Linked DNA regions of Homo sapiens: region 1 is linked to region 2. A link is a contact called in ENCODE Hi-C or POLR2A ChIA-PET data. All regions are on one chromosome and are shown on one strand. The core of a region is the stretch at or near the end of the contact, and the rest is flanking DNA. Distances in the headings are between cores, read along the strand shown.

Region 1 (5,806 bases), core at 184-2,683, 1.2 Mb after region 2:
TGTTCTGCACCAGCATTTATTTTTGTCTGGAGGAGATCACCATCCATGGTCCTGTAAATGTCTAACGGCATGGAATGATGAAGGGCAGTGTCTTTTAGGATATTTGGTTATATCTATATATATGGCTCTGAAGAAACCCAACATTGGGCGAGTTCCCTCAAACTTTTCACTAGGCATGACCACTGCTCTATTTTAGATAGAGATTCTGTGGGGCAAAACCTGAGAATTATCTGCCTGGCTATCAAGAAGATAGCTCCTTGCATTTTTTTGGGGAGAACACTTGCTTCAAGGGAGTGTTTCCTCCCAGGATTACAAATCTTTTTGTAACCTCAGGAAACATTGCTGATGAAAACCAGGCATGGTGGCTCTGGCCTGTAATCCCAGTGACTCAGGGGCTGAGACAGGAGAATCACTTAAGCCAAAGAGTTTGAGGCTGCAGTGAGCTATGATGGCGCCACTGCACTCCAGCCTGAGCCACAGAGCCAGACACTGTCTCTGAAAGAAAAAGAAAAAGAAAGAAAAACATTGCTGATGAAACTGCGGCCTCTTTTGCAGCTCTATAAAAAGGTATTTAGTCACTGGCTAAGGTTGTACTAGATAATCACATCACTTTAGGTGATACATTTAGCTGAGCAGGGAGATGTGTGGTGGCAAATACCTTTTGTTGCATATACATATACATTTCCCATGTAGTAGAACCTTCTCTAGAAAAAATCAGAAAAGAAGCCACTTGGCTGCAAGAAATCACTAAAGAAGAAATGGGGTTTGATGTTTTCCCTGATGTTTTCAGTTGGCTGAAACATCAAATCCCAGTTCCCTGGTTCCCTTACTGTTCCAGGATACAGATTCTCTTTGTGATGATCATTCTTGTATGCATTATATTTCTACTACTCAAATTATTAATGTTATGTATTTCTCATTGTTTTACTTCTTTTGAGAAACTAAATTCATGGTACTCTGAAAACTAGAGATGATTCAACAAGTGACAGCAACTATAGAATTGGCCGAGATATCTCTCTCTCTCTCTCTCTCTCTTTTTTTTTTTTTTTTTCCATGTTGTGATGCCACACCAGTTCAGCTTTTGGACGCTGTTAAAAAGAGAGGTCTCCTTCCCTCCCCTGACCCCCGTGTGGGACAGGACTATCTGGGAATGAGCCATTCTGGCAAGGAGGGACACAGCTTTTGATCGACAATGCTTTCAAGAAATACTTTTTTTTTTTTTAAACGGAGTCTCGCTCTGTCGCCCAGGCTGGAGTGCAGTGGGCGATCTCAGCTCACTGCAAGCTCCGCCTCCCGGGTTCACGCCATTCTCCTGCCTCAGCCTCTGCGAGTAGCTGAGACTACAGGCGCCCGCCACCACGCCAGGCTAATTTTTTTTTTTTATTTTTAGTAGAGACGGGGTTTCACCGTGGTCTCGATCTCCTGACCTCGTGATCGGCCCGCCTCAGCCTCCCAAAGTGCTGGGCTTACAAGCGTCAGCCACCGCGCCCGGCCAAGAAAGACTTTTCATCTAAAGGGAGAATGGGGAAAGAAGAGAACTTTTTTATTTTCAAATTCTCAGGCCCAGCGAGGCATTACATTGAGACAGCAACCACATTCTGCTTCCTTTTTGTACACTACTGTATTTGAAAAACAAAAAAACAAACCTACAAGACTCATAAAACTGGACAACTTTCTTTATAACACTACTACTCGTAAAACCAGTAAGGATGGCTGGTTTGCAGTTATCTGAGCAGCTTCTCTAGTTTCATAGACATGATTTCTCTCTGTTATTAAAGGGCTCCCAATTTTAAGTGGAATGCTACTTCACAAAGATAACCAGGTTTGAAAGGGTCCGGTTTGCTTTGTAATCCGAAACGTTCCAGTCTGCTATTAAAAGCCATTATTTGAAGACGGGTGCACAGGCTTCCAGCTGCCCGCCAGAAGGGTCCTCCGCAGGACACAGGTTAAGTAATCACTTCTTCGGGGGAGACTAGATGCAGGGTCTCGGCGCACCTCCCCAAAAGACAAGGGCGAGACAGAAAGGAGGGACAGGCGGACGTCACTTCCCCCGCCGGCTGCGGCACCGGGTTGGTGGGCTGAGTGGAGGAGGGTGGGGCGGAAGAACAGAAGGGGACTGGGAAAGGCACTGTTGGTGACATCACCGATAGGGCGTTTCTATGTAGATGAGGCAGCGCAGGGGCTGCTGCTTCGCCATGAAGGATTTCCCGTGCTGTAGGAGCAAGTCCGGGACCGCTGGCTGGACGTGAGCGTCCTAGCTGTGCGTTAGGGCTAGGAGGGCTCAGGGTGATTGGGGATTGGCTGGGGTGGTGCTCGGGGCAAGTGACCGTGCGTGTAAAGGGTGAGGCGTATGGAGCTGTGGCGGGGCGGAAGTTCACATGTGTGGTATGTAGAGCACATGTTATGGTTATCAAAGTGGTTTACTGTAAGGCTGAGGGCTATGCATTCTATGGCTATGTTGTTGTCTCTTATTTTTCCAAACGTGGAAACCTCTGTTTTGTAACTTGTAGTAATAAGGTAGAAATTAAAAAGAAAAAGTATTTTCCTGTACTTGCTTGGCTGCAAGGTCAGGAACAGATAGTTTCTGAAAAACCACATCGCTGAGAAATGAGTTCTGGAGACTCTCTTAACAGTCTGTTATCCCTAGGAAGGATAAGAGCAAGAAACAGCAAATGCTTTTATTACCTTCTCTTTTCCCTTTACCATTTCTCACTATTCAAGTTTTGTTAAGTTCTTGATTTCCCTTCAGTGCAGCTGCAAGGTCACCAGCTATTCTTGCCTCGTGAGACCTGTCACAGTTTGACTAGCTGCCTTTGTTCTGCTTCTGTAAGCCCTCTTGCCTGCCCCGCGAGTTTGGTGCCATCATAGTCCCACCATGCCATTCAAACTAGCCAACCCCCTTTTTGAAGTGTGTATAAAAGTCAAACCCTGTCTTTGTTCGGGGCTCAGCCTTTGGATTTTAATCCTCTGGGCCTGAGGGCACTCAATAAAATCCTCCTGTTCCACCCATTGGTCTCTCTGTTCTCCTGATTCCCACAACAGTAGTAGGGGACTGTGTCTGCACTTTCCCCTGGTCTTTCACGGTATGAATAATAGCCTTTTTTTTTTCGCCTATAGTCGCAGGCTCGGTCTCAGTGATTTTATGGTGTGGTCAGCTGTTTTTGTTTTTGTGAGACCTTGTTTACTGTCCTGGGACAGATGTCTGTAGTCACTTGTTTCCTTGGGAGGCAAATTTCAGTCTCTGTGGCAGAGGTCTCTCATGTTAGCTGTGGTGGTACTTGGCAGGCGGAGCTCAGGGATCTAGGCTTCCCTGCTTTGTAGACTGCTCAATGGTCCCCAAGGCCTACTGGCTTTTACCACCACTTGAAAACCTTAGTGTTTTTCCACTGTCCCCAGAGTCACCTCTTACACAGACTTATTTTGTTTGTCTTTTTCCCCGAGACAGAGTCTCACTCTATCTGGTAGCATCTTGGTTTAAGCGATCCTCCCACCTCAGCCTCTGGAGTAGCAGAGGCACGAGTCACCACAGCCAGCTAATTTCTGTTCTTGGTTTTGTTGTGGTGGTGGTTGTTTTGTTTTTTAAGAGTTGAAGTTTCACCATGTTGCCCAGGTTGGTCTCCAACTCCTGGACTCAAATAATCCGCCCTGCCTTGGCCTTCTAAAGTCCTGGGATTACAGGTGTGATCCATCACACCTGGCCAGCCCCTGCTTTTCACTATAGCATTCATGGGAGTTTGCAGGATTTCTGTGCTGGGGGGAACGTGTACTCAGCTCATACAGCCAAGTAGAAATTGTACTTGGAACTGGTGCCGTTGGGTTGTAGACATAACATGCTTGCTGTTTGTATGGGAAGGGCTTTGCCAGTGCTCTGTGCCCCTGTGCAGGGCATCCAGGCCTGCAGGTCAGAACGGCAGTCTCACCTATGAGTTTGTGTAATACGCAGCAATTCTCCCTGGAATATAAGATGGGTGGTCTTGTGAGGTTCCTACAAGTAAGAAGACAAATTTCCCTTCAGTTTGTATTGACAAAATTCAAAATTAATAATAACAGCCCAACCTCTTGAATGATAAATGTCCTTTACATTGACAGACCAGAACTGCCCTGCTTGCCTCAGCTCCTCTGTGCAGGTGCAGCTCACAATTCCCCCCACACAGGTCATTTCCTCCCTGCTTTCTCCAAAAGAGGGAGACAGCAGTTCTGCAGGACCACAGGGCTCAAGGCCTTCCAGGGCCAAAAATCTCAGAAGAAGTTGCCCGTTCTGCCTGTACCTCACGACTGACCTAGAAATGGCCTTTGCTAGGAGCAAAGTAGGGGGAAATGGTCGCCAGAGCTGGGGCCTGGGTACTGGGCCAGGTTACCCCACAGGAGGGGAAGTACTCAGGGTTAGAGGGGGCCAAGCACCAAGACCTCAGCATCCTCAACCTCCAAAAGGACTCAGAGAGATGCAGAAACCGAGACAGGGTTCCTCTTTCAAGGAAAGAGACTTTTGAGGAAGACCCCAGGGCTCTGAACCAAAATCCAGATTTTTCCCCATCTGCAGCTTAATTCCACCTTAGTTGGTGCAACTTCATCCTTCCCCTATGCTCAGGACAAAAAACAGTTCTTCTATAGGCTGGTCATTCTCTGGCCCCATACATCCTATTGGTCAGAAAATTATGTTTTTTCTTTGGTTAACTGCAGACTTTGGTCTGCACAGTCTTTTTCTTTCTTGGTCTGAAAACCACCCAGTAGTCCCATATGTAGCTTTTTTGGATAAACCTAGAAATTGACCCTGCTGGTCTTAAAGCTTGAAACTTAATATTTGTTTCGTCTGAGTTCCTTCCTCAGGAAACAACCTTCAGGCCTCTCAAAAAAGCCATCAAAGAACTGAAATTCATCCAGACAATGAGATGCTGGGACCCCTCATTCATCATGATTGCTTCCTTGCTCCTCCCTAGTTCCTGTTTTCTTACACATTGTTACATTTCTTCCCTGCCATATAAACCTCTGGTTTTGTTGGTCAGGGAGATGGATTTGAGACTGAGTTCTCATCTCCCCCACTGCAGCACCCTATTAAAGCGCCTTCCTTGGCAATAATCATCTCGGTGATTGGCTTTCTCTGTGGCAACCAGCAGGAATCCCAGATCTCTGAATTTTGGCAAAGGAGTCTCCTGATAAAGGTGGGATGGATTCTACTGACCAACATCAAAACGATCAGACATTTGAAAGCCTTAATCTCAGGGTCGGGGTTTGGGCCGCCCTTGGGCCTTTTCCTTGGGCCTAACCATTAAAATCAGCCTAGCCAGGTCTGTCTTCCAGGCACAGGGGTAGGGCCAGATACTCCTGATGCTTTTTGACGCTTCTCCCACTGGGTGGGCAACAACCCTCCCCTTCCCTGTGACCTGCAGAGAAGCTTCAGGGGGCGTTTATTCAATTTGCTAGGAGCCTACAAAGCACAGGTACACGGTGACTCTGTGGTTCCCACTGCACCTGCCACTCTCCTTGGTCCCCTCACTGTCTCTGGCAGGCAGTAATGTTCTGGGTGAGCTTGGGTGCTGAAGACACCCAGGCAGGGAGGGTAGGGAAAGGCACCAGCCCCTTAGGTCCTGCGCATTAGGGATCCAAAAAACATCTGAAGAAACAGAAAGGGAGCGTTGGAAGTAGATCAAAGGGAAAGAAAGAAATCCTAGGAGATTTCCTATCTGAAGGCACCATGAAGAGAAAGTCCGCCTCCTCTGGGCCGCGTCCTCCTGTTGCAGGTGAACCGAGTTCCGGTCTCCATTGGAAACCAAAGCAGGTAACTTTGCCCTGACTCCTAGTTAGGAAG
Region 2 (5,151 bases), core at 222-2,721:
GAGAATAAAAAGGAGGGACTAATCTATGTGTCAGGATATATTTATTTGGGAACTTAAGGAGGGAAGAGAGCCAGGTAGGAGACTGACACCTCTAAGTGCAGGGGCTTTATGAGATGGTGGATTTGAGGAGGGTGTGTGGGAAGAGAGTTGTTACGGTGGGTTTCAGGGGCTGAGGGAGTTGAGGCCCTTGGGATACGTGGGGCTGAAGAAGAGGGATAAGGATAAGGAGTGGGAATGGGGCATTGGGGCTGAAGGTGAGGAGGGTGTGTTTTGGGGGTGGGGAGGAACACCAGGGACCTCAAATGTAGGACTGGGCCTTGAGGGTGAGGCACTGAGGAGGGGAGGCTGTGGAGGGCCAGGGGGCCCAGGGAGGGTCTAGGGCTGGGGACTGGAGTCTAGGCTGACCCGGTGGGGGTGCTGGGTCCTCCAGGCTGCGAAAGCCAGGGGGCCTGGGTCTGCACATTGAGGGGGTGGCTGGGCTAAGGAAGGGGAGGAAGATAAGTGGGGCTTGCAGGCTAAGAGGGTCTTGGGGTCCCTGGCCAGAGTTAGTGGGGTGCACTGGGGTCTCCAAGGAGGGGTCTGTGGACTAAAGAGGGCCGGCGGGAGGGGGCCCAGGGTCTGTGGGTGTCTCGAGTCTCTGAGGAGGGCCGGGGTCTCAGGGTCTGTGGGGGTCTCTGGCCTGTGGGGTCGGAGTCTCCAGAGTCCTTGGGGCCTGTGGGAGTCTCTGGGGTTTTGTGGGGGGATCCTGTGGGCTGAGGAGGGCTGTGGGGAGGGTCTCAGGGTCTCTGGGGAGGGCCAGTGCCTCGGGGTCTTTGGGGGTCTCTGAGGAGGGCTGGGGGCCCAGGGTCTGTGGGGGTCCCCAGCAGGTGGGGTTGGGGTCTCCGGAGTCCCTGGAGTCTGAGGGTGTCTCTGAGGTCCCAGGGGGGAGTCTATGGCCTGAGGGCTGAGGGGGAGGGTCTCCAGGGTCTCTGAGGAGGGCCGGTGTCCCGGGCAGGCGGGGTCGGGGTCTCCGGAGTTCCTGGGGTCTGAGGGTGTCTCTGGGGTCCCTGAGGGAATCTGTGGGCTGACGAGGCCTGGGGGAGGGTCTCCGAGGAGGGCCGGGGTCCCAGGGTCTGTGGGGGTCTCTGGCAGGCGGGGTCGGGGTGTCCGGAGTCCCTGGGGTCTGAGGGTGTCTCTGGGGTCCCTGAAGGAATCTGTGGGCTGAGGAGGGCTTGGGGAGGGTCTCTGAGGAGCCCCGAGGTCCCCGGCAGGCGGGGTCGAGGTCTCTGGCGTCCCTGGGGTCTGAGGGTGTCTCTGGGGTGCCGGGGAGAGTCTGTGACTTGAGGAGGGCTGGGGGCGGGTCTCGGGGTCTCTGGGGAGGGCCGCGGCCAAGGGTCTGTGCGGGTCTCCGGGTCCCCGGAGTCCCCAGGCGCAGGCGGGCCCTGGCGCCGCCCCGCCTGACATCAGTTCCTGCCGCCGCCGCCGCCGCGGCGCACAGCCCGCGGCCTCCTTCCCCGCCGGCCGCGCTCCGGAGCCTCCGGGCCGCGGTGGAGCGAGGGCCCAGGCGAGGCGAGGGCCGGGCGGCGGGCGCCGGGCCCCGCGGCCGGCACGACGGAGCCCCCGTACGGCCGGCGGCAGCGGTTGGCGGCGGCCCCCGGCCCCCGGCGCGGGAAGCGGCGGCGGGGCGGCGGCGGCGGTGGCGGTGGCGGTGGCGGCGACGGTGGCAGCGCCATGGAGCCGGGGGAGGTGAAGGACCGGATCCTGGAGAACATCTCGCTGTCGGTGAAGAAGGTGAGCGCGGCCTCCCTCCCGGCCGGGGCCCCTTCCTCGCCGCGCCCCCCACGCCCTCCGGCGGCGCTCTCCCGGGCCGGGGCCCCCCGCCCTTCCCCTCCGCGACCCGGGGGGCGACGAGCGGCCGGGAGCCCCGGGCCGGTAGAGGGGAAGCGGCGCCGCTCACGTGAGCGCCGCGGCCTCGGAGCTATTTTTAAAGAACAAAGTTGAGGTCAGCATCCTCGGAGCTTCCCCAAACCTGGCCCGGGGCCCTGCCCTCCCGGAGAGGGGTCAGCGACCCTCCGGTCCCCCACTGGGGCAGCGGCGCCCCCGGGAGCTCCTGAAGGAACCCCATGCAGCCTCCTGTGGAATCCGCTGCATCCCCGGGTCCCCCCGCCAGGCTGGCGTCGCCCAGGGTCTGGCAGTCAGGGTGGAGGCCAGTGATAAGCAACTTCACTTTCCCATGGCCTGGGTCCCGGCGACATTGCCTCTGCTCCTGGGAAGTCCCCTGAATAATCTTGCTCAAGGATGGTAGCTTTGAAGAGGTTCACTAGGGGCTTTGATTATAAGAACCTGAAGTACATGGGGATTGCATTTTGGATGCTGATCCGGGGAACCGGGTGACACCACAGACACCTTGCTGTGGGGCTTGCCGCAGTAAACATCACTGTCCCAATTCCAGGTAGAAATGAGTACATACCTGTCAAGGGCATGTATTTGTGATGAAGTTGGCATATCCGCAAAAGGGTCCGTGCTAGAAGGTAGAATCCATATTCTGACGTTTTTGGGCTGGATATAAAAATAATAATAATAAATTTAAAAGAATCCATATTCACTGAAAACCTAAATGGCCAAATCAGAATGGATTTTTCTCTCTCTCTCCCTCTCTGTGTGTGTGTTTGTGTAATTTGAATTCCTGGCTCACCAGATAGTCTCAGAAACTGAAAAAAAAAAAAAAAAAAAGAAAGAAAGAAAGAAAAAAGAGAAAGAAAATGGCTTGGGTGAGGGACTCAGCAGCTTATTTTACTTGAAGAAGCAAAATGGATAGAATTAATTAGATCAACCATCATATTTAAATAATTGTCTGTTTTCCCACTGAGATTCCTCAAAAGCAACACAGGCAAGCTATTTTACCTTTCATAAAGATAAATGTGACTTAAAAAGAAAATAGATTCTCGAATTGCCCTTACTGAAAACATTCCTCTAAAAGCACAGCTAAAGTAACATTGCAGAGATCCAACAAGAGTTTTACGTAGTTTTACTGAGCTTTGCTAATGTAATGGGGTATGGTTTTTGCTTACTCAAGGAGGGCAGGATGAGCAAATACTTTGTTGAGAAGCAGTACATCTTTCCTAATGGAAGAGAAAGGAACACAGGTGACCTTTCTAATCTAATCTGGGCTGATTGTGGCTTTAGGTAGGCCCGGCGTTTGTCTTTGGATTTCAAACAAATGAATGGAGAAAGTCTGTGATGGAGAGGCAGTAGACATGGGGCACGCTGTCACATGTATAAGCATGAGTCTTTTGAAGGCAGAGATTCACTTTGTAAGTCAGGCTGTCACTTATGAGTTAGGTGTGTTTGTTGAGGTGCATATAATTGTAGGTGTTTGGACAAGGACACTTATTGAGCTGGAATGCACCCCAGAAAATGTCACACTAGAAACTGCAAACCCATCCCTGGGTGTATCACAACCAAAGCCATGGGCAGCATCATTGTTAGGAGCATGGATTCTGGAGTCCAGCTGCCTGATTGAATCCCCGCCCTGCCAAATTAATAACCCTGTAACCTTGGTCAGGCTTATTAACCTCTCCATGCCCAGTTTCTTCATCTGTAAAGCAGGGATAAAATTAGGGATGTTGTGGAGTGTTTTTTTGTTGTTGTTGTTGTTGTTGTTTGTTTTTGAGACAGAGTCTTGCTCTGTTGCCTGGGCTGGAGGGCAGTGGTGTGATCTCGGCTCACTACAACCTCCACCTCCCAGGTTCAAGCGATTCTTCTGCCTCGGCCTCTCGAGTAGCTGGGATTACAGGTGTGCGCCACCACACCCGGCTAAATTTTTTTTTTTTTTTTTTGAGACGGAGTCTCGCTCTGTCGCCCAGGTTAGAATGCAGTGGCCTGATCTCCGCTCAGTGCAAGCTCCGCCTCATGGGTTCACACCATTCTCCTGCCTCAGCCTCCCAAGTAGCTGGGACTATAAGCGCCGGCCACCACGCCCGGCTAATTTTTTTGTATTTTTAGTAGAGACGGGGTTTCACCATGTTAACCAGGGATGGTCTCGATCTCCTCACCTTGTGATCTGCCCGCTTCGGCCTCCCAAAGTGCTGGGATTACAGGCGTGAGCCACGGCGCCCAGCGTCTAATTTTTGTATTTTTAGTGGAGATGGGGTTTCCCCATGTTGGCCAGGCTGGTCTTGAACTCCTGACCTCAAGTGATCTGCCTGCCTTGGCCCCCCGAAGTGCTGGGATTACAGGCATGAGCCACCGTGCCCGACTACTTTTTGTATTTTTTGTAGAGATGGGATTTCGCCCATATTGGTCAGGCTGTGTTATGAAGATTTTGTTTGTTTGTTTTTTGTTTTTTGTTTTTTTTGAGATGGAGTCTTGCTCTGTCACCCAGGCTGGAGTGCAGTGGCGTGATCTCAGCTCGCTGCAAGCTCCGTCTCTCAGGTTCACGCCATTCTCCTGCCTCAGCCTCCCGAGTAGCTGGGACTACAGGTTACAGGCGCCCGCCACTATGCCCGGCTAATTTTTTTGTATTTTTAGTAGAGACGGGGTTTCACCGTGTTAGCCAGGATGGTCTCGATCTCCTGACCTCATGATCCGCTCACCTCGGCCTCCCAAAGTGCTGGGATTACAGGCATGGTGAAGTTTTAATAAACATGTAGAGTGTTTAGCATGGATCCTGGCCCAGTCTTAACTGGTAGCTTTTTTCTTTGTGCAAGAGCCCATTCCTCAATTTTACAAGGTTTGAAGATGGCTCAACTGCCTCACCACCTAAAGGTCGTTCTACAACACCATTTGTTCTTGGTAGCCACTTCCTTTGTGTGTTTGTTTGAGACAACTGCGATGTGATTCTTGCATCATAAATTACATTTGGTTTTCTGAATCAGAGTGTCTGCTTTACTAGGAACCTGTTAGTTTGGCTACAGCAGTAGACATTGAGGACAGCAGTCTTGGGGTCAGATTTGTCCTTGAATGCCAGTCTCACCTAAATGTGTTATATAGCACCTTGAGAGTTGCTTTGCCTTTTTTCTTGCATCCTACCACCAGTAAATGGTCTTACTGGTCATTTTATAAGGATTTTACGTGAAGAAAATGAGATGCATATTTCTGCAAGGAAAGATCCATTGTGTATTTCTATATTTGCAAAGAGTACTTTAGAACTTTTTATGAAAATGAAGCATG

What was found. Hi-C counts contacts between places; a loop is a spot of excess contacts on that map. ChIA-PET counts read pairs that join two places held with the same protein, here RNA polymerase II (POLR2A). Pooled maps may share reads with other maps.
Region 1: a loop to region 2 is called in a map with no recorded cell type, with 5 times the contacts of the local background. The contact joins the enhancer-like site here to the promoter of PLEKHM2 in region 2. A Hi-C loop is called at or near these places in 1 of 37 single-sample maps with no recorded cell type and 2 of 50 pooled maps. POLR2A ChIA-PET finds 5 or more read pairs at or near these places in 1 of 52 experiments (activated T-cell).

What each region holds. Positions count from the first base shown.
Region 1 is chr1:16,902,817-16,908,622 of GRCh38, forward strand. No RefSeq gene overlaps it. Among named protein-coding and RNA genes, the nearest start is that of RNU1-2, 9.7 kb to the left of the region's middle. RefSeq lists enhancers at 1,012-1,291, 1,478-2,117, 1,762-1,811, 1,912-1,961, 2,118-2,757 and a silencer at 2,498-2,792. Within about 2 kb of position 1,434, at least 41 of the 41 ENCODE cell types and tissues checked have a DNase peak (open chromatin) inside an H3K27ac peak, as active enhancers do.
Region 2 is chr1:15,682,849-15,687,999 of GRCh38, forward strand. PLEKHM2 (pleckstrin homology and RUN domain containing M2) reads left to right here and starts at 1,472. Exons shown (of 20, transcript NM_015164.4): 1 at 1,472-1,770. The coding sequence starts at 1,711. RefSeq lists silencers at 1,326-1,405, 1,496-1,575, 2,096-2,165 and an enhancer at 2,396-2,455.